2 separate regions of the Homo sapiens genome follow, and region 1 is linked to region 2. A link is an interaction called in ENCODE POLR2A ChIA-PET data of the cell type or tissue named here. Cell type or tissue: Caco-2. All regions are shown on one strand. Links, peaks and the distances in the headings refer to the core of each region. The heading gives the core; the rest is flanking DNA. Region 1 overlaps CATSPERG (catsper channel auxiliary subunit gamma). Region 2 overlaps SIPA1L3 (signal induced proliferation associated 1 like 3).

The links. Peaks named below come from ENCODE experiments on the same cell type or tissue, not always from the same donor. Only the 100,000 strongest peaks of a DNase experiment are listed, where the experiment ranks them.
Region 1: POLR2A ChIA-PET joins it to region 2 with 6 read pairs; 3 of 35 experiments call an interaction of 5 or more read pairs at or near these places.

What each region holds. Positions count from the first base shown.
Region 1 is chr19:38,361,565-38,364,469 of GRCh38, reverse strand. CATSPERG (catsper channel auxiliary subunit gamma) reads right to left here. Exons shown (of 29, transcript NM_021185.5): 17 at 2,609-2,822; 18 at 2,198-2,260; 19 at 1,896-2,094; 20 at 1,638-1,756. Among named protein-coding and RNA genes, the nearest start is that of PSMD8, 12 kb to the left of the region's middle. RefSeq lists a silencer at 1,732-1,811 and an enhancer at 1,544-2,485. In Caco-2, for the core only: a CTCF peak has its summit at 2,663; DNase peaks (open chromatin) are centred at 1,819 and 2,459; H3K4me3 peaks cover 1,551 bases.
Region 2 is chr19:37,941,798-37,944,702 of GRCh38, reverse strand. All of the region lies in intron 1 of SIPA1L3 (signal induced proliferation associated 1 like 3), which reads right to left. Among named protein-coding and RNA genes, the nearest start is that of SIPA1L3, 36 kb to the right of the region's middle. In Caco-2, for the core only: no CTCF peak of the experiment used is centred there; a DNase peak (open chromatin) is centred at 1,082.

The sequences.
Region 1 (2,905 bases), core at 277-2,776, 420 kb before region 2:
GACGTGAGGAGCCCCTCTGCCTGGCTGCCCACTCTGGAAAGTGAGGAGCGTCTCTGCCCGGCCGCCCATCGTCTGAGATGTGGGGAGTGCCTCTGCCCCGCTGCCCCGTCTGGGATGTGAGGAGCGCCTCTGTCCGGTCGCGACCCCATCTGGGAGGTGAGGAGCGTCTCTGCCCAGCCGCCCTGTCTGAGAAGTGAGGAGACCCTCCGCCTGGCAACCGCCCCGTCTGAGAAATGAGGAGCCCCTCCGCCCGGCAGCCACCCTGTCTGGGAAGTGAGGAGCGTCTCCGCCCGGCAGCCACCCCGTCCTGGAGGGAGGTGGGGGTCAGCCCCCGCCAGGCCAGCCGCCCCGTCCGGGAGGGAGGTGGGGGGGTCAGCCCCCCGCCCGGCCAGCTGCCCCGTCCGGGAGGTGAGGGGCACCTCTGCCCGGCCGCCCCTGCTGGGAAGTGGGGAGCCCCTCTGCCCGGCCACCACCCCGTCTGGGAGGTATGCCCAACAGCTCATTGAGAACGGGCCATGATGACAATGGCGGTTTTGTGGAGTGGAAAGCGGGGAAGGGTGGGGAAAAGATTGAGAAATCGGATGGTTGCCGTGTCTGTGTAGAAAGAAGTAGACATGGGAGACTTTTCATTTTGTTTTGTACTGGGAAAAATTCTTCTGCCTTGGGATCCTGTTGATCTGTGACCTTACCCCCAACCCTGTGCTCTCTGAAACATGTGCTGTGTCCACTCAGGGTTAAATGGATTAAGGGCGGTGCAAGATGTGCTTTGTTAAACAGATGCTTGAAGGCAGCATGCTCGTTAAGAGTCATCACCACTCCCTAATCTCAAGTACCCAGGGACACAAACACTGCGGAAGGCCCCAGGGTCCTCTGCCTAGGAAAACCAGAGACCTTTGTTCACTTGTTTATCTGCTGACCTTCCCTCCACTATTGTCCTAGAAACACCCAAGAATGATCAATAAAAAAAAAAAAAAAAAAAAGGAATAGGCTAACGGGGCCAAGCACAGGGTGGTTCATGCCTCACACCTCACACCTCACGCCGAGGCATGAGGATCTCTTGAGTCCAGGAATTCGAGGCCAGCCTGGGCAACATAGGGAGACCCCCGTCTCTACAAAAAATAAAAAGTTAAGGCTGGGTGCAGTGGCTCACGCTTGTAATCCCAGCACTTTGGGAGGCCAAAGTGGGCAGATTATTTGAGGTCAGGAGTTCAAGACTAGCCTGGCCAACATGGTAAAACCCCATCGCTACTAATAATACAAAAAATTAGCTGGGTGTAGTGGCATGCACCTGTAATCTCAGCTACTAGGGAGGCTGAGGCAGGAGACTCGGTTGAATCTGGGAGGCAGAGGTTACAGTGAGCCGAGATCGTGCCATTGCACTCCAGCCTGGGCGACTGAGCAAGACTCCGTCTCAAAAGAAAAACAAAAAGTTCACTGGGCACTGTGGTGCGTGCCTGCAGTCCCAGCTACTCAGGAGGTTGAGGGAGGAGGATCGCTTGAGCCCAGGAGGCCAAGAATGCAGTGATCGCTCCACTGGCACTCCAGCCTGAGCGACAGAGCAAGACCCTGTCTCCAAAAAAAAAAAAAAAAAAAAAAAACAAAACCTCCCTTGATCCCAACTCCCCGGGGGGCCTCACCGAAAATAGCACCGAGTTGCGATTAATCAGGACCTCCTGCTTCACCGAGGCCTCGATGCAGCCGGGGTCGGCCAGCACCACGCCCACGTCCACCTGGCTATGCAGCTGGAAGGCGGTGCCTGCTCCGGGCAGTAAACGGGGTTAAGGCCTCCCTCACAGACAGGCCCCGCCCCTCCGATGGTGTCCCCGCCCCCCAGGCTCCCAGATTCTGGTAGCCCTCGCCCCGCCCTTCGGGCTCCACTCTGGTCCCGCGCAGACCGAGTTCTGACTGCGTCCGGAACGAGTGGCCCTGCGCCGACAGGAAGATGGCGAAGCTGTACTCAGTGCCCTTGTCCAGGAAAATGCGCTCCGGCAGCTCGTACGCGGACTCGAGGTTGTAGATCTTTTCGTAGCTGTCCATTTCTATGGACACGCCGCCCGCGCTTCGCCAATTGCTCGCCAAGAAGAAGTAGTAATCCTGGGGTACCGGATGCGCGGGGCAGAGTCAGCGCCGGGGGTGGGGCACGGTGAGGGGTGTCCGGGCGCCGCCCCTTTCCCGGCTCCCAATCCGCTCCGCCTACCTGGTCTTGTTTGTTGTTCGCCCACCAGCGCCAGGTGGGGTCGTGCACCGGGTCCGCGTACGGCTGCAGGGATCGCCCGGCACCGTGAAGGGATTGGGCAGCGGGGCGAGAGCCTCCAGGCAAGCGGCATCCCCAGACCACCTCCTAGCCTCAAAGCCAGCCCCCAACCCAGAGCAGAAGATACACACCCCAGCCCATCCCCAAACCCTGCTTTCAACCCGGCCACACCCCCAACGCCTTCCCCTGGAAGTCCTGCTCAAGCCAGGCCCCGCCCCCAGGTCCCCCGCCCACCCACCACCAGTCCTGTTCTCCAATCCCGCTGCGCTCCGCTCCACAGGCCTCGCCCTCTAAGCCAGCTCCCGGCTGCCCCAGTCCCGTCTCAGGCCTGCCCGCCCGCCGCCGGACGCCCACCTTGTCGTACACGGAGTGCAGCCACAGCAGGTAGTAGACCAGGCCCTGGTAGATGGCGAGCGAGTTCTCGTTGTGGAAGCCCGAGCGCTCCAGGACGCGCGGCGGCCGCGCCCGGTAGCGCTCCTGGCGCGTGTATCTCTGCGGACTGGGCAGGCTCCGCAGGCGCATCACCGAGAAGGGGCAGAAGTCGATGAAGGAGAGCATCAAGTAGCCCCTGGGCAGTGGCAAGGGGGAAAGGCTGCTGGCTCTAAGGCACCCCGCGCACTGGAAGCTTCCGCAGGCCTCTTTCCCACCCCA
Region 2 (2,905 bases), core at 85-2,584:
CTGGGATGACAGGTGTGAATGCACTTTTGACTTAAGGGTAATTTCAGCGTATAACAGGTGCATCAGAACATAACCCCATCAAGGATCACCTGTACTTAACAAACATGCTAGGCACTATTCTTTTACATATTAATACATTAACAGGGTAAATCCTTAAAAGCCTATGAGGTTGGGATCATCACCATCATTTTAAAGATGGAGAAATCAAGGCACAGGGAGATTAAGTAAAGGCCCAAGTTCACACAGTCAGTACACAGCAATACTAGGACTTGAACCCAGGCACCCTGGCTCTTAACAAACAATCCACTGCACAGACCAAGACCTGGAAGTGTGCACTTAATATGCATCTGGGCAGGACCTGGGGGCAAAGCCAGGCCACTAGGTCAAGACAATGAAGCAGATCTTCATGCTTTTTTTTTTTTTTTGAGACGGAGTCTCACTCTGTCACCCAGGCTGGAGTGCAGTGGTGCGATCTCAGCTCACTGCAACCTCCACCTCCTGGGTTCAAGCGATTCTCCTGTCTCAGCCTCCCAAGTAGCTGGGATTACAGGCGCATGCCTCTGCACCTGGCTAATTTTTTTTATTTTTAGTAGAGATGCGGTTTCGCCATGTTGGCCAGGCTGGTCTCGAACTCCTGACCTCAGGTGATCCGCCCACCTAGGCTTCCCAAAGTGCTGGGATTACAGGCGTGTCCGGCCCATGCTTTCTCTACATACTGCTCTGCTGTTGGAACGGGTTACAGCCAGCGTGTGGCTTCTGTACATTTTAAAGCAGTAAAGATTTTTTAAAAACACTTTTAAAAAATTGATCAACATACAATCCTTGTCAAGAGGCCTAAACGCAAGCAGAGGCAGCACCAAACTCAACATGACTTTCCACAGGAGACCACGCTAAGAGAAGGAGGTCACACCTCTTCTGAGAGGACACCAAGTAAAGCCATTTGGCTGGCTGAGGTGTCACATACAACACACACCCTGTGAGTGGTGAGCTCCCTTTACAGCTGGAGTTCTGGAGAAGGTGATAAGGAGGATTTGATGGGTGAGAACACTTTCAGCCCAATCAGTTAAGCAGGCTCAGGGCTCAAAGTCCAGGGCCTAGATGCACACCTTATCTGGGCCTCGTGTAAAGTGGTCAGCAATCGAAAGTCCCCGTTTTCTGCCCTGTAATAATTACTGTCATAAAAGGTGTGTTGGAATCCAGGTTAGTGGGAATGGTGAAAAGGCCACTGATGTGGATTTGATCCCCTCTTGACTTCAGAAATGTATGACACTGACATTTGGCTCCTCCTGGACACAGGCTGTGTCAATACCATGAATTAACAGCTGTAGTTGGAGTGAGGGAGAAGAAGAGAGCGTGGTCGGACTGTGGGTGGGGCTATCCACGTTCCAATCCAGCCCCAACAGCCTATGTGACAAGGATTAAGGACTTCACTTCTCTGGGCCTCAGTTTCTTCGGGGTTGAAATGGGCATTAAGAGTCTACCATATGAGGGCTAGACGAGATGTGTGTAGTAGAAAACCTCAGCTCTTGGCCAGGCAGAGTGACTCACGCCTAGAATCCCAGCAACTTTGGGAGGCCAAGGCAGGAGGATCACCTGGTGCCAGGAGTTTGATACCAGCTTGGGCAATGCAGCAAGACCCTGTCTCTACAAAAAAAAAAAAAAAAAAAAGAGAGAGAGAGAGAGAGAGAGAAAGAGGCTGGGTGTGGCTCACGCATCTAATCCCAGCACTTTGGGAGGCCGAGGCAGAAGGATCACTTGAGGCCAGGATTCCAGACCAGCCTGGAAAACCTGTCTCTACTAAAAATACAAAAATTGAAAGAAAACCTCAGCCCATGTTAAAGGGGACTGGGGCTATCCTTACTACCACAAAATCCTGCAGACCAAAGCCTGAACCCGCTGGTAAACCTTTCAACCCACTCACCACCCAGCATGACCAATCCCTAAACAAGTTCTGTTGGGCCACCCACTTCTTGTCCCCATTGCCACCACTCTCATCCGGGACTCTACTTCTCTCCTCACTGCAAAACAGGCTGCCCCTCACTGCCCTACTTCCACTCCCACCTTCAATCTATGCTCCACGCCGTAGCCAGAGGGCATGGGAGGACACTCTGAATCAAACCCACACCCTCACCAGGCTCCCCCGCCACCCCCGTCTCCTGCCCTCCCCCTCCTTCCCACCCCCACCCCACACTCCTTCACACGTCAAACTCATTCCAGCCTCAGCGCCTTTGCACCTGCTGTTCCCTCTGCTGGGAAAGCTCTTCCCTGATCTTTCACAAGGCTGGCACCTTTGCATACCACTCCACTCTCAGCTGGCATGTCACCACCCCGAGGAGGCTCTCCCCCAACGACCCCAGTTTTCCAGCCTCCCACAATCCCTTCTACTTCCAGGCGTGTCTCTCTCGCCATTCTGCTTTCCTGACTCCACAGCATTATTCATCCCCATCTGGAATTATCTTATTAATCTGTTTACTTCTTCCTTGACTGTGTCCCCCAACCTAAACAATGAACTCCAGGAGGACAGACCTTATCGGGCTCCGTCCCCGGCACTGGAAGCATATGTGATGTTCAGTAAATATTTGCTGAATGAAGAAGTTAACAATGGAATGAATGAATGAGTTTGCACATCACTGCACAATAAATCTTCTGCCCCCAGGAGGAATGTGTTGTAATCTCTAGCAGCAAAGAGGCCCTTAGATATCGTGCAATATAATGAATAACTGATCCCAAAGCATCTAAATGATTTCAAGCGTGCTACTGCTCTCAAGAATTTATGACCCAGACAACAGTGGCTGGGGTCAGGGCTCGCCCCTGGCCAGGTTACCAGGGCTTGCCTCTGCAATGGAGTAGAGCCCTTTATTGTTCTTTTGTCTAGGAATGGAGTTTCAGATCAGAAGAAATCCAA